4 separate regions of the Homo sapiens genome follow, and all the other regions are linked to region 1. Evidence: chromatin loops called from intact Hi-C (ENCODE). Cell type or tissue: heart right ventricle. All regions are shown on one strand. Links, peaks and the distances in the headings refer to the core of each region. The heading gives the core; the rest is flanking DNA. Region 1 overlaps LOC105374945 (a long non-coding RNA gene). Region 2 overlaps LOC105374942 (a long non-coding RNA gene). Region 3 holds the start of LOC101928331 (a long non-coding RNA gene). Region 4 has its middle 210 kb from the start of JARID2-DT.

Region 1 (5,461 bases), core at 316-5,315:
CTCTCTTTTGGGTTACATTTCATCACTGGGCACAAAGCAGCATGTCTGGGCTCCTGTGTCTCACAGCTCCTCTTTCAGCCAAGTTTCAGCAGAACTTGGACATAAATCCATGGGGCCAGGTCAGGGTCCAACATCTGGTACAAACACAATAAGCACCTTCTTGCAGACATCACCCCCATTGAGTAAGTGCATTCCTCTCTTTCTCTTACTTCCTTCTGCCAAGCATCACCTCCTTAAACAAATGGCTTCTGCCGGCCACTGGTCAGTTCATTAGACACACTCAGACTTAATGCTTCTTAAGGGTGTCCTTTTCTTCCTGCTCTCACCATTTTATTTCAGGTCCTCATGACCTTGCCTGAACTGTTGGCCATAGTTTTCTAATTGGCTTTCCTTCCTCTGGTCTTTGCTCCCTTCCACCCTGTACCCAGAGTTGCTTCAATCAATGACCATCCTTGGAAAGGGTCTGTTCTGAGTTTGCGTTGTACAGAAATGATCTTGCTAATTAGAGCAAGGTCCCAGGATATGATTAAAATTACATTGCTGGTGATTGGCCTCTTATATATTTTTTATATATACGGTTTTTACCTTACCCAGTTTCCAAATGGAATTTGATTTCATGTGATTCCATGAATCATTCTTGTTATTCCCAGCCCATCAATATCTAGGGGAAATGGCCATTTAGAATCAATGTCTTTATTTGTTCCATCTGGATAGTTATGAAATTTGAAAGCATTAGAACTCTTATGAAGAAGATGGTCCTTACCAAATTTCAGAAACAAAGATTGGATTTAGGCCCACCATAGCTTTATTCACGATGGGCTTTAATGATAGTATCTGAAATGGATTCACTAGAGAATGCGGTCCTGCCCTGGGGCCTCATGTTTCTGAACTGATGGAAACCGCTGGACGAGCAGAGCTGGGAGCTGGGAGAAGTCAGGATATTAACTAGGCAGCACTGGATAAATCACAAACCAAGATCCACAACTTCCTCAAAGGGTTGACTCATAGCATTGACCAGTGCCAAAGATCTACTACAATAGTAGCCTTAAAAAAAAAAAAGTTTCACTAAGGTCAAGAAGAACCATAAGCACTGCCTATGCATTAAATTAACACTGGGGAACATTTTTATCATAATGCAATACAATTTAGATTTTTCTCATTGTTTTCATTTTGGAGGGAAAAGTGAGCTCCTCAAAGCCGTTTGCTTAGTATGTGTGTCACCGATTTGGAGACCAGATGCTGGGAGATACTGGAAGTCTGTGTCTAGAGGGGACTCTGCCTGTGGAGCTGGAAAATCTTTCTCCTGACTCAGTTGCTCCACCCCAAAAGGATACCAAAAATATTGTGCAAAGAGAGAAAAGTCAGGATCTTGGTGAAGGGAGCAGCCTCCTCCATCCTTTTAATCAAAGAAAATTTCATGATTGTATCCTTACAGTCCTTTGTTGTAAGGTAAAGGCTGTAGAAAGAGATCCCAGCAGGCTGGATTAGACAAGGAAATCTCCACAATATAAAAGGAAATTGCCCTTGTCTCTAAAGGATGGGCAGGATTTAGACAGCTGGAGGCAAGAACATTCTCCATGGGGAAAGGGGCAGTGGAGATGGAAATGGGATTGATGGATTCCTGAGACAGAGGTCGGGAGCCTTGCTGTGAAAGAGGAAATGTGTTGGGAAATAGTAGGAACCGAAGTTTCTGGGCAGAGCAGGCCTTTATTATGGAGGGCCATGAAAGACAGGAAAAAAAGTTTCTGTTTAACCTTGCAGGAAGCTGGAAGCCATGGAAACTTTTCAGCAGGGGAATGACAATAACAAGACAGACTTGGAGACAGAAAGCCTGGATTTGGGGGCATTGTAATTGAGCGCCAATATCATGAAAATAAAATAAACAATAACAACAAAAACTGCTGAGACTATGGAGACTGATTTGTTATGGGAAGGGAAAGAAAGTGATGTCAAAGATGCCACCAGGGGTTGGACTAATAGAGACCAGGGCTACCCAAAGACACGAGGAGGGGCTGCTGGTCTGGAGGGAGGGTTGTGAGTTTTGTTTTGCCTGTTTGAGTTTAAGAACATGATGAGGAACCCAAGTGCAGCTCAACAGTGGGGCTGCTGCCTGAGCCCCTGGAGACTAAATCCGCTTAGAGGTGATGATTGAAAGAAAGTGTGAGCCTGGAAAAATGTTCTTTTAGAGAAAGCGTGAAGAAAGGAGAGCGGGGGCCCAAGACTGGGCCTTGGACTGGAGGCTGAAGAGGAACCTGTGAAGGAAACAGAATGTTCCCAGCCAAGGGCTCCCTGGTCCTGCAGGATGCCTTGCTGCCTGCTGCCCAGGGCACAGCAACCATTGCTACCAAAACAGTGCCAGCTCCAGCTTGCGGCAGAGAAAAGCGATGCAGGCCTGGAGGCCAGCAGCAATGTTGACATGATGTGCTACATTATTCGACCTACCCACCTTGGTGTCTACTTTAGGGCACCCTTTCAAATCCGGCGCTGTCGGGTGCAGTATCCATGTTACCAATGGTTTAAGCTGATAGTTTAGAAGGGCCCTGTAATTAGGGTTGCCAGATTTAGCAAATGAAAATATAGGATACTCAGTTAGATTTGACCAGATAAACCATGAATGTTTTTTAGTATAAGTATGTCCCAAATATCATATAATATATACTTGTATTTTAAAATGTGATTATTTCTCTGAAATTCAAATTTAACTGGGCATCTTGTTTTTCATCTGGCAATCTTTCTATACTCTGATAAATCTTCTGATCTCAGTTCTAAGGGGGCCATGATCACACCTTTTCTTGGCGAGTGGCCCCTCTTCCCCAAGACACATTTCATTCTCTTTTTTCCCTCCCCCACATTGAATCAGATGGTATTATTCAGAATACACAGGCCATTGTTCTACACCCACCATGTGCTTGGCAGGGCACAAGTTATTTTCACATATACAATATCAGTAGTTTGCAACTTGTTCAGGGGATATAGAACTTGAAAATCAGGTGCTTTTGGCAGACTATCACAGATGTAAAAATTTTTTTTTTTTTTTTTTTTTTTTTTTGAGACAGAGTCTCACTCTCTTGCCCAGGCTGGAGTGCAGTGGCATGATCTTGGCTCACTGTAACCTCTGCCTCCTGATTCTCCTGCCTCAGCCTCCTGAGTAGCTGGGATTACAGACATGCATCACCATGCCCGGCTAATTTTTGTACTTTTAGTAGAGATGGGGTTTCACCATGTTGGCCGGGCTGGTCTCAAACTCCTGACCTCAGGTGAGCCGCCCACCTTGGCCTCCCAAAGTGCTGGGATTACAGGTGTGAGCCACCGTGTCTGGCCATAAATGTAAAATAATTATACCAGCAATTCTGACAATGCCATGGAGGTGGGAAAGAAGCCCCAACAATGATTGAGACTGAAAGTTATGTGCGGGCATGCAATGAAACATTACAATAGAAAAATACATATATCCAAAGTACAGTCATGTTTTTAAGTCATTCCATTGATATTTTTGACAGGCAGTTTATTGAGATATGTGTTTTTGTTCTCCCTGTTGTATTTTCACCTTCCTCATTCCTGAGAAACTGAGTCTTGTCTTATAAGACCAAAGCATGACTTGTTGGTACCCAGAAGACAACTCCACCTGATATTTGTTGTAAAGGCCCTTTGAGTAGGATTACACTGGGCCTTCTGGGAAAGGAAAGGGATGAAAGAAAATGTTCACAGTTGAGAAATTGAATTGGGTTGGTGGGTAAGGAGTGGGGGAGTCCATGAAATTAAGAGCAGGACTGGCTTTGGGATCTCTAAACATGGGAGGTCCTGGGCCCTGAAGGGGTCTAGAATAAGCCAAGGTGGCATAAAAAAATTATTTTGAGCTGAAGGCATTTGAGTTCATGAAATCTCTTATCTGCCTAAAAGCAGAGCCTCCCAAAAGAACTCAGTTTTTATAAATCCCCTCCTTGGAAGCAATTCTAATCTTCTCTTCTTGGAAATGAGAAATTGGTACCACAGTCAAACAGATATTGTTACAAAAAGATCATTTTTCCCTTTTATTCTCCTATGGGCACATTTGTCTTTCTAAAAAGTCATTTGTTTTCCCTAAGTGCCATTTCTTCTCCATTTCTAAGTAGTCATTTGTTTTCCCAGAAGTGCCCCTCTGCCCCTCCCCTTCCCCTAATAGGGTAGCATATAAGCCCTGAATTCTAACCACCTCCTTGAGACTCCTTGAGTCTTTGTGAATTCCAGTGTGTACATATACAATTATAATCTGTTTTTTTTCTCGTCCTCATCTATCTTTTGCCAGTTTAGTTTGCACATCCCCAATCACCGCACCTAAGAGGGTAGAGGAAAAGTTTTTCCTCCCAGACAGTCCCTCTTGTGCCAAGTGCCTCCTGAGGATTGTGGCAGGTTGCCTGTAGGGTTAGGGTGGGGGTCCCATGGGTGTATCTGTGGACACAGTGGCTACATGGGGGCTCCCTGAATTCTTTCAGAGTAGGATGTGCTGATCTTGCCAGGCAACCAGTGCTCAACAGAAGCAGAGAGAGAGGGACTGTTGGCCACAGTGGCAGCCCCCACAGCTCAACCTCCTGGTACATTCCTTCCCTCCTCACATATTCAAGTCCTGGTACCACATAGCACTCACAATGCCACGGCGGGGGAAGGAAGCCTCAATAATGACTGAGACTGAATTTCCTACCAGCTAGGCAGGTGGGGATCAGAAGCAGAATAAATTTAATTCAGAAATATAAAAAATCCTATTCTTGCCTCTTTGCGTCAAGAGAAACATTCATTCCTTTTTCATTTTTCTTTTTGTTCATTGTTTAAGAAGTCACAAGAACTACAAACCTAAAAAAAAAAAAGTCTACTGGAGAAAAGCCTAACATTGAGAAAATTCTAGAAAATTCTATCCATTAACTTAATCCCATCCCCTAACCCTGGGGTTATGAAAATGTCACCATTTAAGAAAATTTTTAGCAGCTGAACACCTCAGTTAGTTCAGTGCTGTAGGAATGCAGTTAGAAAAACCATATTATCTCATGGGGTAAGGCTGCGCACAGGATGCTGACATTTAAAACCCAGTGTCCAGCATGACACAATGATGTTATTTATAGACCGAGAAGGATCTAGGACAAATGTGATGCATAGAAAGAAATAAAAAGAAGGAAGGAGCAAGCCATAGAAACCCGAGGTTGAATCGAGGAGGAAAACCCCCAGCAAAAAATCTGAGACACATCAAGCTTTTGTAGGGTTCATGTTTAGCAGGAAGTTGAAATGACTCACCGTATCCTGTTGTACTCGCCCTGTGATTCCATTTATCCCCTCCAAGGCTTTTAAAGCTCTGATTTGTGTAGGAAAATCACACAGCATGTCAAAGAATGACTACGCTCTGGTTTTACACATCCGTATTTTTAAACAGCACAAAATGGTTGTACTTCTCAATATCGAAATCTGACTGGGGCCTCTCCTGCTTGACCTTGCC
Region 2 (5,461 bases), core at 200-5,199, 440 kb after region 1:
CCAGCAGACTGGATGGGCACAGCTGATGCCCACCTGACAGAAGCAGACCCCGATGGAGAGAGACCCACTCTGAGCGGTGGTTTGCAACTGTGTGTTGGGATATGGGGGAGACAAAGGTACCCCTGGGACAGGTGGCCAGAATATTTCCTGGTCTATAACCTGTAGGAACTGTCCACAGAATATACACATATGTGTATGCATGTGTGTTCATATATATATATTAACTATTGGGAGGAAGACTTTTCGTCTATTCAATTAGTTTGGAATGCTTGGGGGCCTGCAGATTAACTGGCAATAGACAGATTAGCAGAAGAAAAGAGAAGATTTATTTACGCATGCATTTGACGTCACTAATGAGTAACTCACTGAATACCCAGTGGTGAAGGTTTCTATACAGGTTGAATATCCCTTATTTGAAATGCTTGGGACTTAGAAGTGTTTCAGATTTTGGATTTTTTCAGATTTTGGAATGTTTGCATACGCGTAATGAGATCTTGGGAATCTCAGGCCCTATGTCTAAACACAAAATTCATTTATGTTTTCCATGCAACTTATACCCATAGACTGATGATAACTTCATACAGTTTTAAAGAGAATTTTGCACATAAACAAAGTTTGTGTCCTTTCGTATATGTGTCTGGAATTTTCCACTTGTGGCATCCTCTCAGTGCTCAAAAACTTTCTGAGTTTTAGAGCAGTTTGGATTTTGGATTAAGGATGCTCGAATTGTACCAATATAACAAAAAAGGGAGCAGCAGGAATTTAGGGATTCGATGGGAAAATGTGTAAGGTGCAGTGCGTTTTTCTTTGTGCCAATGGGAAGGGACAATTTGTCCACTTCCTGGAATTCGCAGGAAAGCCCCTCAGAGCAGGGTTAATAGCAGCCTGTATTTTTGAAAGACTCTGTGTTAGTCAGATAAGGAAAGTTCAGATAAGATTTTAAATATTCTCACCTCTAAACAACCTTTATGCCAAAGCTGTCATCCCTTTAATACATATATGCATGCATATACACATGTAAATATATATTATATAGGTATATATACATACACATATGATTTATGTATACCTATATAATATATATTTATATAGGTATACACACACGGGATATTCTATACTTACACCACTTATGGCAATTATTTTTAAAATCTCCCTGCTTTTTCTCTTGTTCATCTCTGCCCCCTCCCAAGATCCTGGCTTGCCCTCCTGATGCCCGCAGGGTCAGGACCAGATCTAGGAGAAATGAGGAAGTCGCAAAGTGGCATGTGTAGACTGCGTGGTTTGCTGAGAGCCTTCAGTATGATGACAGGGTAGCGCTAGGCTCTTAGGTCCGCCGTGAATCTAAGTGCAAGTCAGTTATGCTTGGCTCAAGCTCTTTACCCTCTAAGTAGATTTCCCAGGGAGTTTCAGAAACACCAGCACAGGACGGAGGAATTTTCCGAGAGTGCGTGCTCCTGCATTAGCGGGTGTACGCAAGAGCCAGAGAAATCTGGGCTCTCATATTCACTGGGCTCCCACTGGCTAGAAAACTCAGGGTCTAAACTCCAGCGAACATTCTCAAAAGAATCAAAGAACCTCTCTACCTCTTCCTACATTGTGTGGCCACTGTTGACTCTCTCCCACAGCACTCCCAGAAATTGTTCTGGATCTTTCCTAGAAGACAGCTTAGGGACATTTATCTTTCCCCTGTCCTCCTTGGTGACAGCATGTGTGGACCACTCCCCACTGGTTGGCATCTCATCTCGGCCCCTTTGCCTCATTTCTACGCTGCAGAGAGTTTCCCACAAAATTTTCCCACAAATTTTTTTTTTTAGCATTTAGCGGGGATTTCACCAGCAAAGCAAAAGACTCTGCCTGCAGGCTGATTGGTTGCAAAAGAAAAGGTGAAGACATTTCTGAAGAATGGTCCCATTTGAGAAGCGAAAAGCAGCCCTGGTCAAACTTGTGGCCTAGTCCCCTGTGAGTGTTTTTGTCGCTCAGTAGACTGCTTCTGCCACTGTTTATCCAGCACAGGGAAGGTGCTTTGAATAGATGTCTTTGCTGACACGGATCCCTTTGCTTTGTGAATAGGGCGATTACTGAACAATGAAGCTGTTACATTAGGAGCAGGAGCTGGCTGGAGCCAACAAATCTCCTCTACGTTTACAGAGCTATAATTATCCAAAGTTTCAAAACACAATGGTATCTGCTGAGAGGGAACATCTGGGAGGGAACCAAGCCATCCCAATTAAAGGAGCGATGCACAGCCCATGGACTGGATGAGTCCGCATTAATGGGGTGGTGATTTTTTTAGATGTCACTCAAGTTAACAAATGTGCTGAAAGGTTTAAGCAGAACAAATGTGCAGGGGGATAAAAAAATCACATCAAGAAGAGAGATCTGTTTTATAAGAACATCTACAAATTGGTTGCAGAAAGCATTCCAGGCTGCTGTTATGAACACTAATCAAGAGAAAAATGTTTCATGAGGTTTTTCCCATATGAAAATAAAAGCTTTTTCCAGTTGCCATTTCATTTCAAAATAAATTCTTTTAACCTCCAGAGGACCCCGCGTGACAGAGTGGGGTGGGAGGACAGCATTGTGGGGAGGTCTGAGTGGTTCGGGGTTATGGGGCTTGTGCCGGCACTTAGGCTCACCATAAAGATTAGGGGAAATTGGTTGTTTTGAGAGATTGGAGACTTGATCCTATAAATAGATTTGGCCCAGATAGTAGCGCTGGACTCCGCTTTGCCAATGAAGTTTACAGCATGCTCTCCGCCGTAACAATCTGTCCTAAAATGGGTATGGGCCACATGCTTAGGGCTCCTGAGCACTTCAAGACCTACAATCTAAATCAAGGGTCTATTGCACCTATTACATAAGTTGAGGGCAATTCTTCCAGGTTAAAAAAAAAAAAAAAAAAAACTAAAAGAATAGTTATGAGGGCAGTAACAAAACCAGACAAAAGAATCTCTTATTCATCATCTTATACCTCTGGGAATGTTTGCTCTAATGGAGTGAGAGTTCCATCGGGGGCGGGGAGTGGGGCCAGCATAGAGGATTATTTCTTCAATTATGCTTCCTTCCCATCTGTTTGGGGGCACTGCAGCAGCATCACACAAGGACTCAGCTCAGTTCTGAAGGCAGAATCTGGAAAATGATTTGGGTCATCACAGGCTATACAGCAGAGCCCACAGTAGGCTAAATCAGGAAAGTGGGGTGTTGGACAGGTTTTTCCCAAGCTGTCCTTTTCTGGGCTTTTGCTGATGCTCCTGCTGCAATGGGGTCCCTCCCCACTTTCAGTGCCCTGTTGGTCCCCCTTCTGATTGTTTCCCACAGAAGTACACTAAAACATGCTGACAGAGCACTTGCTAGCTTTCACTTACTCCAAAGGGAGAAAAAGTTTAAGTCTCTTTATCAACTTTCCCATAGGTATTTGCATGATTATTGCCGCAAAAGCAGTATTATAGCAACATAAAAAATGAATAATTAAAAACAGTTACCAATTAACCCACCACCCTACTACCATTTGAGTACCCCTAAGCCCATTTGTTCGCTGAGCCTTCACCTGCTTTTTCCTTTCTGCTTTGTGAAATATTTGCCTATTTCTAAGTTTTACTATGGAAGGTAATACCACCATCAACACGTGCATTCTTTTTAACCTTCTGTGAAAGATCTCTCCAGAAATCTTGGACCGATGCACAGTACTGGGAACTGAATTGTGCCAAAATTCATATGTTGAAGTGTTAACCCCCTGTATTTGGAGATACAGATGTTAGAGAGGTAATTAAGGTTAAATTAGGTCATAAGGGTGCAGCCTAAATCCATATGACAGGTGTTCTTATAAAAAGAGAAAGAGAAAGCCGAGATCTCTCTCTTCCTCCATGTACACAGAAGAAAGATCACTGGAAGACACAGAGAGAAGGCGGCCATCTGCAAACCAAGGAAAGAGGCCTCAGGACAAATCAAATCTGCAATGCCTTGATCTTGGACTTACAGCCCCCAGAACTGTGAGAAAATCAATGTCTGTTGTTTAAGCCTCCCCGTCTGTGGCATTTTGTTATGGTAGCCCAAGTAGACGAATACACACAGTGTTGGGGTTGAAAGGTTAGGAAGAGAAAAGCAGCCTTTGACATTAGGAGCAGGCCTGGCCCTCACAGCTAGCCCATGTGTTCTCCTGCTGAACACAAACAATTTCACAGAACTCTAACATCAGATAAGGCCACTCTGAGGCCACGAAGGGTCAGGACAAGAAAAAGGCCACCGCACAATCGTGTCTGAATCCAGACAAATACACAAACCACAAAAATGACCCAGGCATCTTCCTATCCTGGATAAATGAATGACTGCCACAGCTTTCTTACCCATTTTAAGCTTTAGCCTTGCTCTAGTTTTTTTTCGCCTTCTAGATTAGATTTATTCATAGAACTACTCACACTTCCTGATAGCATCCAATCCAGAACAAAGCCCCACTTCCTTAAATCTTCCCCCTAAATACCTAATATGAGCCAAAATCCTACCACAAGTCCTTTCTAAGCTCCTACTGAGCAACTCTATGGTTCCTTGTAAGCACTAAACCCAGCTTGGTGTGTGTATGTTTCTGGTGGTCACTGGCTGAGCAACGTTATCAGTGATGTGAATGTTTTTGTGGTTTTTAATAAGCATTTAACATTGCTGATCAAAGAAGCTAATCAATTTTGATTGCTTTCAAATATTTTACACAACCTAACCAGCAACTTAAGTGTTAGGGTCTTTTTCAATTAAGTTGATCGTGTAAACTGAATCTTGTTTCAATGTGTATGTTTTATTGGTTTGTAAGCTAATCATTTTCCCAGGTATTTGATATTTCTCCTCTACTGGTATTTCTTTTTATCTGTCACGAGTTTGATATTCAATGATGAAAAAATAATTTTTGTCTCCTACTGAAAATAATTCAGAAGTTCCCTGGAAGGTGAGCGAGGTATTTGAGGGGTTGTAGTATTGTTAGTGTTTTTCACTCCTGCTTCTGAAGTGAAACTCATGGCCTGGGATTTAGGGTCCTCATGATAGAAACAGCATCGCAGGTGCACACACACACAACAAAAAAGGGGGAACACTCGGCAATTACAGTCCTCATTTCTGTAACTGGTCGTGTTGACATAGCTGGTGGTTATAACCTCTTTCTTTTACTATCCATTCTGTATTTCCCTTGCCTTCAACAAGCGCCTCAGCTGGTCACAAACCTTCATTTCCAAAGAGTCTGAGCCACTGTCCTTCCTGGAGTGGGTTGTTACAGTTTTCCATTGGCCTTAATCATAGGGCTTGGTAATATTAAGAGGCGTCCTAAGGGATCTCCTGTAGTCCAGAAATACTCTTCCTTACCTCTGTTGTGGAGTAGTAGTCCAATTTCCCCTTGGTAGTCAGATTCAGTCACCCTAACCAGCACAGTAACTCCTTTCTTTGCCTGTTGATTCAGAGGAATACGGAGTCCAAAATGGCTGCA
Region 3 (5,461 bases), core at 190-5,189, 450 kb after region 1:
GGCTGTACAAGAAGCATGATGCCAACATCTGCATCTAGTGAGGGCCACAGGCTGCTTCCAGTCATGGCAAAAGGTGAAGGGGAGCTGGTGTGTGCAGATCACATGGCAAGAAAGGAAGGTGGTGGGGAGGGAGGTACTGAGCTCTTTTAAACAACCAGCTCTTGTAGGAACAAATAGAGCAAGAATTCACTCACTCTTGCAAGAATGGCACCAAGTCATTCCTGAGAGATCTGCCCCCTGATCCAACACCTCCTACTGTTCCCCACCTCCAACACTGGGAATCAAATTTCAGCATGAGATTTGGAGGGAACAAACAAACTAAAGTATAGCACAAACAATTAGAGCCCTTTCGAACGGCCTGAGCTATAATGTTAAATACAGAATCTCTGCTTAGTGAGCCCATATCAATGAATTCCACCTAATCCAACTTTATGTTCCTCCTGCCATTATCCTATACTCTCAATATCCACTCCCACACGTTTCCCAGATTTCTATCTGTATAAATTAGAAAATTCCAGTAGTTCTTTTGAACTGTGGTATGCTTCCTTGTGAGTTACATTTTGTACCTTACCTTTAGGAGCCTACTAGGACTTGAATCAAGTTATAGGTCTAGAAGCACAGAGGGGTGATATAAATGGATCTTGAGGAGAATCACTGTCTAGCATAGCATCTACCACAGAGGAGGTCATTACAGTTTTCGAGGACAATGCAAGTTTAATCCCACCAGTTGAGAGGTGAGGGGGTGGAGAAGCCACTACCACTGGGAGTGGGAAGGTGGCTTCCCCAGAGGTTAGAGAGGCCTCTTCCACTGGCAAATATTTATCAGATTCCAGGGGCTCGATTTCCCCAGTTTCATCAGGTCTTCCTACATATCCCCATTCCAGCTCTCAAAGTGCATATCTTCCTCACTTCAACGTTTGACTTCCTGTGAGGCTGAGAGTTTAACCTGGGCAGTCATTCAGCCAGTCTCAGGATAAGATTCTGTGTTTGATTTTCAGCAATCATAGCCCTGCTGCTAAAGGCAATAATGATCTTGCAGGGCACCTGTAGAAGATTTCAGGTCTTGTACATGGGGCTTAAGCTGAAGATTCAAATCCTGGAGCTCATCCTTTCCTTTCCCCACTTTGCCCAGTGACATTTGGATCAACCAGCCAATCTCATACTTGTTAGTTTGCAAAAAGTGTTCGTAAGTATATACATAGCTCCCCACCGCCCCCCCGCCCATTGCCCCCGCAGCTCCTTGCTTCCTACAAGGGGTTGCTAAGGAGTATCCAAAGGTGCTGTTTTACGTATCTCTATTGCCAGATCATGCCATGGACTACCAGTGCTCTCATTACTACTAAAAATAAAGTCATTAGCATCTTGAAATCTAATCAGATTAGAGAGTCAATTCCAGAAACCGCAGAACCATTTCAGAAAACCTGTCCTTAACATTCTTTTTTTTTTTCTTTTTAATTTAATCATTTAATTTTTTTGAGACAGGGTCTCATTCTATTGCCCAGGCTGTAGTGCAGTGGTGCTATCGCAGCTCACTGCAGCTTCAACTGCCCGGGTTCAGGCAATTTTCTCACCTCAGCTTCCTGAGTAGCTGGGACCACAGACACACTACCCTATGCCTGGCTAGTTTTTTTTTTATTATTTGTAGAGAAGAGGTCTCACTATGTTGCCCAGGCTGCTCTCAAACTCCTGGGCTCGGGCGATCCTCCTACCTTGGCCTCCCAAAGTGATGGGATTACAGGCACAAGCCACAGCACCTGGCCTTCATCCTTAACATTCTGTTTCTCTAGAACTATTCAAGGAAGTGGGGATAGTCATACAATATTGCAAATGTACTAAATGCATGGAATTGTACACTTAAAAATGTTTAAAATACTAATTTTATGTGTATTTTGCCACAATAAAAAAACCACAGTTACAAAAAAGGAAAAGAAATAACCCAGCCTGAATGAAAGTAGGCAAGAGGCAAAAAGACCCTCAATTCAGAGTTTAACTCAACAGAAAGTGCTGATCAATTTGTTAGTGGATAAGGATAAAAGCTCAGAGTTTTAGAGTTTTAAGAAATAAAATATGAATCTAAGGTTTTCGATCTGTAATTTTACGTTCATCTTTCTTCTAGGATTTAATCAAAAGTCTTTTCAACTTTTGGCCCGATGATTCTATGCTAATTTGCACTTTCAACTTAACATTCATATGGTCATTTTGTCCCAGGCAGAATTAAAGATTCAAGATGTACCTACTTCTTCCGGGGACAACATTCATGATTCTTAAAGATTTCACAAGTGTACCTTCTAAGGTAAATTATAAACAGTGCCAAAGAATTTGCTTCACCGCATGCCTATAGGGTTGTGAATCAGGCTTAACTCTTCCTCCCCCACCCCCATTCCCCCATTCCCATCTCACCTGACATCTTCCTTTGACCTACTTTTTCAGAAATCAAAGAAGTAATCTTAGGTGGTGATTTGAAGTCCCACGCCATTTGTACTTGCTCCTCTTAATCTACTCTGCTTTCTGTTCCTTCTTTCTACTGCCCAGGGTAAGTGGCTGGAAGTAGTAAGAGGTCAATGCCAAGTGAAATCCTCTGGCGTTTTCTTCTGACAACCAGGAGTCTGCAAAGTGAGTTTGCTGGGAGCGTCCAGTTTTTTCAGCTTAACGTTAGGTGTACTTTCTGTCTTCGGCACAAATTGTTTCCAAATGCCTGTGGGTTGCAATATGATTTTCCCATCTTGAAAATCTATTAAAAAGGAAGAGATTCTTCACTTCTCCCCACCCCACCTCCAGGCACTGCAGATGGCGATTAACACCCTACACAGCCCCTCCCCATAGCATCATCGATTTTCTGCCTGCATTGCATCTACTTCACAGTTCGAGACATGCCAAATCACACACGTTCTAAGTACTTGTTGCTAGCAACAAATCTCTGTTCCTCAGTGGCCAAGCAGACTATATTTGGAATGTCAGAGCACCTAGCCCTTCCCTGGCCCACTTCCTTTAGCTCAGAAGTCTCCAAGCCTGAAAGTAACCTCACCCGTGTTTCCTTGAGTTCTGCTTGTTGAAGCAACTCTTTGGATTAACTCCGCAAAACACAAAGTGACAGCAAAACAGAGAAACAATCAGATTCTTTTCCATGAACTCCTTTCTTTTCTATAAAAGTGTTATTAATCCCTATCTTATGGGACAATTGTGAATGTATTTAATGAGCTCATCAAAATATACATACACATACATATATATATAGAGGGGGGGGGTTGGGGGGAGAGAGAGAGAGAGAAAGAGAGAGAGTCTCACTCTGTGGCCCAGGCTGGAGTGCAGTGGCACAATCTCAGCTCGCTGCAACTTCCATCGTCTCCCAGGTTCAAGCAATTCTCCTGCCTCAGCCTCCCAAGTAGCTGGGATTACAGGCGCTCGCCACCAAGCCCAGCTAATTTTTTTTATTTTTCTTTTTGGAGACAGAGTCTCGCTCTGTTGCCCAGGCTGGAGTGCAATGGGGCAATCTCGGCTCACTGCAACCTCCGCCTCCCGGGTTCAAGCATCCTGCCTCAGTCTCCCTAGTAGCTGGGACTACAGGCAAATGCTGCCAAGCCAGGCTAAATTTTTTTGTATTTTAATAGAGATGGGTTTCACCGTGTTGCCCAGGCTGGTCTCGAACTCCTGAGCTCAGACAATCCACCCGCCTCGGCCTCCCAAAGTGCTAAGATTACAGGCATGAGCCACTGTGCCCGGCCTAATTTTTGTATTTTTACTAGAGACCGGGTTTTGCCATGTTGGTCAGGCTGGTCTCACACTCCTGACATCAGGTAATCTGCCGACCTCAGCCTCCCAAAGTGCTGGGATTACAGGCATGAGCCACCTTGCCCAGCCTGAGCTCATCAAAATATTAAAACTAGTGCATTTTTAATGGCAGTGTAGACCTAGCACATGGCTGGCAGTGTATAACTGCCAGGTGTTTCTCCTCTTTTCCTCACCCTTTCTCTCTCTTTTTTATTGAGGTGAAATTCACATAACATAAATCAAATCATTTTAAAGTGAACAATTAAATGGCATTTTATACTTTCCCAGTGTTGTGCAATCACATCTCTATCTAGTTCCTAAATATTTCCATCCCCCCCAGAAGGAAACGCATCCCCTTTAACCACTCTCCATTTCCCTCTCCTCAGCCTTCACAAACAACAATCGACTTCCTGTCTCCATGCATTTACCTGTTCTGGTTATTTTATATAAATGGATTTATATAATATGTGTCTGGTTCCATTCACTTAATGTAATATTTTTGAGGTTTTTTCACCTTGTATCACGTTTTGGTAATTCATTTCTTGTTATATCTGAACAATATTCTGTTGTATGAATATACCACAGTTTGTTGTCTATTTATCTATGGATGAACATTTGGGCTGTTTCACCTTTTGATGTTTGTAAATTGTAAGTAGTGCTGCCATGAACACATATGTACATGTATTGGTTTGAGTGCCTGTTTTCAATACTTTTGAGTATATAACTAGGAGTGAAATTGGTATTCACCCTTTTTTTTCTGTTACTTCTCTTAATGATCTCATGTCTGCGTGATCCTTAATGATGCCCCGTTTTAAAATTCCTGACATTGTTTGTCACTAGGTCATTTGTCTCTAGTTTAACTGATCAATCTTGACAGCAATTTTTCACTTTTATTAGTATTTTAAGGAATCAGCCTGTGGTTTTGAGAATCTTGTCTGCTTATACATTTGAATTAGTTACAATGATTGCTTTCTCTTTGGATTTGTTTCGCCACTCCTTTGGTAATGTCCGGAGAGAGCTTCTTAACTGACACGAACGGGGCTCCATTGGTATGTCCTGGGATCCCTCGTCAGGCCTGTGCACTCCCAGACCTCCAAGGGCCGGGACCTGCATTTTTGTCCGAGGGCCGTCCCCAGGCTGCCTGAACTTACTTAGCCTATGGGCATAGTGGGCTGGAGGTGCCTGGGAACTAACAGCGCCAGAGGAAACCTTTAACTAAAGACCAAAGGCTGTCAGGGTGTAAATACTCTTCTTGCCCTTCGGCTGAGATAATTCTGAAGCATATTTTACTTAGTTTTCTAGAGTTCTTCTTGGTAATTAATGCAATCAAGCTCCAGTCTCCTGCTGTGATGACTGCCTTCATAACATACCCTTTATTATTTATCTGTCTTCCCTCCGTATCTCACTTCCTACCTGTTCCTACTTGTCTATTTCCCTGTGAGGGACTGAACTGTGAGCCCCTCAGATTCAACGTACGAAGCCCCTAAATTTATTTGTTCGAGTCTGAAGCCAAAGTACCTAAGAATGTGGCTTTATTTGGAGATACAGCTTTAAAGAGGTGATGAAATTAAAATGAGATCATGAAGGTACACTCTAATCCACTATGACTGGTGTCCTTATAAGAAGAGATTAGGACACAACACACACAGAGGGAATCCCATGGGCAGACACAGGGAGAACACAGACATCTGCA
Region 4 (5,461 bases), core at 212-5,211, 160 kb before region 1:
TGTGCCACCATGTCCGGCTAATTTTGTATTTTTAGTAGAGATGGGTTTTCACCATGTTGGTCAGGCTGGTCTTGGGCTCCTGACCTCAGGTGATCCACCCACCTTGACTTCCCAAAGTGCTGGGATTACAGGTGTGAGCCACTGGGCCTGGCCACGTTCTTTCCTCTTTATACTTATTAACCCTTGATGATTATATGGTAATGTTGCACCAAGTTATATCTTTGATATCTCTTTATATGATACCTAATCCCTGTAGTTAAAGTTAATAATTATATGAAGAAATAGTCCCTCTGGGCAAGGTGGCTCATGCCTGTAATCTCAGCACTTTGGGAAGCTGAGGCAGGAGGATCACTTGAGCTCAGGGCTTCAAGACCAGCTTGGGCAACAAAGTGAGACCCTTGTCTCTACAAAAAAAATTAGCCAGGCATGGTGGTGCGTGCCTGTGGTCCCAGCCACTTGGGAAGCTGAGGTGGGAGGACAGTTTAAGCCTGGGAGTTTGAGGCTGCAGTGAGCCATGATGGCACCACCGCACTCCAGCCTGGGTGACAGAGCGAGACCCTGTCTCAAAAAGAAAAGAAAAAAAAATTCTTTAGGAGCTTGGTGACCCATGTCTTGCAAAAGGGCACTGCTATCAAGATGACAATTTTACACAATCAGATTCTGCCTGTACTTCCTCTCATGCCAACCACCAAAAATAGAAAACAAAATAATTGAGATAAAGAACATTATCATTCCTTATTACAGTTAATGGCTAGAAGGCTATAGAACCAGCACAGGAGTGCACCCTGAAATCCAGGCCTGTGGAAGAAAAGGTTAGTTTCTGTAAATGAGGCTCAGAGAATGGATGGAAGTAGCTGTAACTCATCCTCTTCAGTGATTTGGAGATAGCTTACTTTTAAAATTAAAGTGCCAGGAAGCAACAACCCTAAAATGTAGCTAATGTCAGATAAGATGTAATCTAGGAAATTGTAATATGCCCATCATGAGGTAATGTTGTAATGGCAGTAGCTTTTGGTGGCTGATAAGGAATATTGGAAAAGGTGCCGGAGTGAGAGAGTGAGTCTCCAGTTTCTCCAGCAGAGACCAGGGCAGGCATACCCTGACTGTCCAGTTACATGTTGTCTTCTGGTTGGCAGCTGGATGGCTGCATGGTGGAGGATGGAGAATCAGGCGCTCACAGCCAGAAGCTATTCCCAGAGACCTTCTGGCTCCTTGTAAACTGGGCCTGTACTCTGCCAGCAGTGGGATCATCTTAATAGGATTTCCCAAGTTAATTTTCCTGCTGGGAGCAGAAAGTACCCACCAGCTTGGAAGGCAGAAGCAGGTGTGAAAACAGGGTGGTCAGAATCTTGACCCTGCCAAGTACAGAATTTGGGGGCAGTTAGCTTCAGTCACCTCTCCCAATAGGCTTCCTCATTTGTAAAATTCAATGACAATATTTCCCCCATGGGGTTTTTGCGAAATACGCACCAGGTAATGTAATTGGAAAGCTCAGCGCCCCCCAACTCCACATACCTGGGGATTCCAGTCATTCCGGCACTTTTCTTTTTCTATGTTAATGAACACATTTGCACTCTGTTTTTGCTCATTCATTCTTTTTCTCCTCACTCAGATCTGTTTATGCAACAGATGTTTATAAAGTGAACGTGGGCCACCCCTGTAATCCTAGCACTTTGGGAGGCTAAGATAGGAGGATCGCTTGAGCCCAGAAGTTCAAGACCAGCCTTGGCAACATAGTGAGACCCCCATCTCTACAAAAAATACAAAAATTAGCTGAGAGCGGTGGAACGCACCAGCAATCCCAGCTACTCGGGAGGCTGAGGTGGGAGGCTTGAGCCTGGGAGGTCAAGGCTGCAGTGAGCCGGGATTACTCAACTGCTCTCCAGCCTGGGTGGCAGAATGAGACCCTGTCTCAAAATAAATAAATAAAAATAAAGATAATGTGAACCTGAAGTGAATTTGTGTGGAGGGACTTGAACCCTTGGGGACAGCTCCCTTTCTGTAGGCGAGGAGCCACTGGGTAACTTGAGTCAAACTTGAGCATACTCAAATGAGATGAAGGCCTTCGGTCACTGTGTCAGGGATCAGAGGGTACAGCTTCCTCAGGCCTGACTTCCTTCTGGAAGCCTTTTTGAGCATCTTGGCCCTTACTCTGTGATTTTCCCAAACTCTGCACACTTCTGGCAGAGGCAGGTCAGGGTAGGGGTGGAGAGTGTGGATTCTGGGGCCAGGGTGCCTGTGTTTGAATTGTCGCCACTGACTGGCAGCCACTTCCTCAGCCCTGTCTGTAAAACAGGGATAATCACGTACCCTCCTCATGGGGTTGTTATATAAATGAGGTGAGTTTGTGTGTGGAGAGATTAGAACCTTGCCTGAGCCAGGCATGGTAGCATGCACCTGTAGTCCCAGCTACTCCAGAGGCTGAGGCAGGAGGATTGTTTGAGTCCAGGAGGTGAAGGCTGCACCGAGCTATGATCGTGCCACTGCACTCCAGCTTGGGCAATGCAGTGAGACCCTGTCTCTTAAAAAAAAAAAAAAAGAATTTTGCCTGGCACATAGGATATGCTACATAATGTAAGAGTCAGTGACTGCTGGACCATATGAAAGTTTTGTTTTTGTAGGCAAAAATGATCTGATACTGGCAGCTTCACTTGGTTGAACGTGGTATTTACTGCACCGTGCTGCAACTCTTTGCTTCAGGAAGGCTCACCTCCCTGAACTGGGGTTGCTGGGAGAGTCTGCTGGCTCCGTGGCAGTGTCTGTGTGTTTCTGCCTTATCCAAGTGACTTCTGTGATTTTGACTTTGGCCCGTTTAGCTATAGAGCAAGCAACGGTGTCATCACTGTGTCACGCCCAGCATAATCTCACGCACAAGGTGGTGGTAGGAGCAAACAGGCTGGTTAAGGAGGCTCTGGAAGATTCCGCTGCTGTGGGGGAGAATGCCCTGGGTCATTTAGCCAACAGGGAGGTTGGCCCTGGCAGGAAGCCAGGTCACCACGCCAGGCTGTCACTCGAGTACATAATCCCTGTTCTGTGCTCCCTGTCAGCTGCCTGATGGCTGCTCACCAGGGGCAGACTCTTATCTGGGAGCAGTCATCCTGATCTTGCAGTTTGTCACTTCAAGCCTCATGACCAGAGTTGTGAAAATGTCACTCTGAGTTGAATATCCAGTCCAGGCATTCCTCTGGCTCATTGCGCTGCAGTCCACGCCTATACCTCTTGGGCCAGTCAAACTGATGGACAGTCATTTAAAAAAAAAAAAAGGAAAAAGGAAAAAATAGAGTTTATTTTATGTATTTATTTGAAATGGAGTCTCACTCTGTTCCCCAGGCCAGAGTGTAGTGGCGCGATCTTGGCTCACTGCAGCCTCCGACTCCTGGGTTCCAGCAATTCTACCACCATTTATTTATTTATTTATTTATTTGAGACGGAGTTTCACTCTTGTTGCCCAGGCTGGAGTGCAATAGCGCTATCTCAGCTCACCGCAACCGCCTCCTCCCGGGTTCAAGTGATTCTCCTGCCTCAGCCTCCTGAATAGCTGTGATTACAGGCACATGCCACCACGCCCGACTAATTTTGTATTTTTAGTAGAGACGGAGTTTCTCCATGTTGGTCAGGGTGGTCTCGAACTCCCGACCTCAGGTGATCCGCCTGCCTTGGCCTCCCAAAGTGTTGGGATTACAGGCGTGAGCCACCGTGCCTGGCCTCTACCACCTTTTAAAGGATGATTTTAATTTTATTTTTATTTTTAATTTTTGGAGACAGTGTCTCACTCTGTTGCCCAGGCTGGAGTGCAGTGGCATGATCATGGCTCACTGCAGCCTCGACCTGCTGGGCTCAAGAGATTCTCTCACTTCAGCCTCCTATGTGGCTGGGACCACAGGCATGCATCACTACACCTGGCTAAATTTTAGTTTTACATTTTTTTATAGACATGGGTTCTTGCTGTGTTGCCCAGGCTGGTCTCAAACTCCTAAGTTCAAACGATCCACCCAACTTGGCTTCCCAAAGTGTTGGGATTACAGGTGTGATCCATCATGGCTGGCAAAATAGAGTTTAAATGGAAAACTTTTTGTTTTGCTCAAGGGAACACACACAGGATAGGCCTTTACTTACAGACACTGAGGAACTGCCAGTCATGACATGAGCTTGTCAGGGCTAAGCAGAAGCCTGATGCAGTAGTGCAGTGGGCTCTGCATCTCCCCTTGGCACCCACATATTCATCCCTAGAGAGCAAGAGCATCTTATTCATCTTTTGCATCTGCAGTGCCAGGTACTGTATTTGATGCAAAATATGTAATTAATAAATATTTATTGACTGACCAAAGAGCAGGCACTCAGTAAATACTTGTTGGTTGTCACTTGTGACCTCTGGCATAATTACCTTCTCCCTTGACCTGGACCCTGGCAATTCTTGGGTGTGTGGCCATGGGAACCGAAGGGTAGCTGGGTTGTACTTTCTCTCAATCCATGGGTCAACATTCTCCAAGCATGTGATACTCAGAGACTTGACTTGGGGCTTCATGTCCCCTCTCCTGAGGCCACGATGGCAGGTCTACAGAGTTTAGATCCTTGGCTGTCAGGAAGGTAGGGGACTAGGAAGAATGAGAGAAGGGCCCATCTCAGCCTGGCCTCCACTTGCTGAGGCCCTTCTCCTAACTTACTCTTTCCAATTCCATGTTTATAAGGAATGGAACCATTCATTCTTCCAGCAGGTGTTTATTGAGCTGCTCATATGTGCCTGACTCTACACGGAATTAAACAGAAATGCCCTCTTTACTGGCTTATGGCTGCCAAGCATTCATAGCAACCTTGCTTTCTGATGCTTCGATGTTGGCTCTTCCTAGTATTAAAAAAAAAAAAAGGGAAAAGAAAAAAAGAAAAAAGAAGAAAGAAAGAAATGCTCTCTGTTCTTAGAGCACTTATAGCCTAGAATGAATGAACTTTGGTTTTGAGAAGTTAAAAGGGTCCATATAGAGTAATGGGGACGGGGGTGGAGAGGTAGGGGAACAAAGCAAATAAAAACTGTCCCCAACCACCCCCTACAAGGAGAAGAGCAGCACATGCATTAGTCATTCTGTGCTTATCATCCTCAACTTCAATATTTCTAAACCTATGTCTGTTTCTATATTTTAGCTCTGGTAGATATTTGAAATAGTCAATCTTTTTAGTTAAAAGCACTTTGTTTCCTTCTTTTCTTACAAAAGTAGAGATGGTCAGGCACGGTGGCTCACGCCTATAATCCCAACATTTTGTGGGACTGAGGCAGGCGGATCACTTGAGGTCAGGAGTTCGAGACCAGCCTGGCCAACAAGGTGAAACCCTGTCTCTACTAACAATACAAAAATTAGCCAGACGTGGTGGTGGGCACCTGTAACTCCAGCTACTCAGAAGGCTGAGGCAGGAGAATCGCTTGAACCTAGGAGGCAGAGGTTGCAGTGAGCCAAGGTCACGCCACTGC

Evidence for each region. Hi-C counts contacts between places; a loop is a spot of excess contacts. Peaks named below come from ENCODE experiments on the same cell type or tissue, not always from the same donor. Only the 100,000 strongest peaks of a DNase experiment are listed, where the experiment ranks them.
Region 2: it touches region 1 in a loop (2.2-fold over the local background); 2 of 110 quality-filtered maps call a loop at or near these places.
Region 3: a loop joins it to region 1, with 2.1 times the contacts of the local background. A loop is called at or near these places in 2 of 110 quality-filtered maps.
Region 4: a loop joins it to region 1, with 2.0 times the contacts of the local background. A loop is called at or near these places in 8 of 110 quality-filtered maps.

What each region holds. Positions count from the first base shown.
Region 1 is chr6:14,877,102-14,882,562 of GRCh38, reverse strand. The region is part of intron 2 of LOC105374945 (a long non-coding RNA gene); the gene reads left to right. Among named protein-coding and RNA genes, the nearest start is that of JARID2-DT, 370 kb to the left of the region's middle. RefSeq lists enhancers at 1,798-2,307, 2,308-2,818, 5,388-5,461, 5,358-5,461. In heart right ventricle, for the core only: a CTCF peak has its summit at 2,385; a DNase peak (open chromatin) is centred at 2,344; H3K27ac peaks cover 4,426 bases.
Region 2 is chr6:14,438,296-14,443,756 of GRCh38, reverse strand. The region is part of intron 2 of LOC105374942 (a long non-coding RNA gene); the gene reads left to right. All of the region lies in intron 1 of LOC101928331 (a long non-coding RNA gene), which reads right to left. Among named protein-coding and RNA genes, the nearest start is that of LINC01108, 160 kb to the right of the region's middle. RefSeq lists an enhancer at 1,643-2,341. In heart right ventricle, for the core only: no CTCF peak of the experiment used is centred there; DNase peaks (open chromatin) are centred at 2,120 and 3,053; H3K4me3 peaks cover 1,010 bases; H3K27ac peaks cover 2,028 bases.
Region 3 is chr6:14,429,014-14,434,474 of GRCh38, reverse strand. It overlaps LOC105374942 (a long non-coding RNA gene), which reads left to right. Exons shown (of 6, transcript XR_926510.3): 3 at 2,209-2,293; 4 at 2,533-2,613. LOC101928331 (a long non-coding RNA gene) reads right to left here and starts at 2,695. Exons shown (of 3, transcript XR_001743994.3): 1 at 2,401-2,695. In heart right ventricle, for the core only: no CTCF peak of the experiment used is centred there; a DNase peak (open chromatin) is centred at 2,870; H3K4me3 peaks cover 2,368 bases; H3K27ac peaks cover 601 bases.
Region 4 is chr6:15,034,478-15,039,938 of GRCh38, reverse strand. No RefSeq gene overlaps it. Among named protein-coding and RNA genes, the nearest start is that of JARID2-DT, 210 kb to the left of the region's middle. In heart right ventricle, for the core only: no CTCF peak of the experiment used is centred there; a DNase peak (open chromatin) is centred at 2,998; H3K27ac peaks cover 1,634 bases.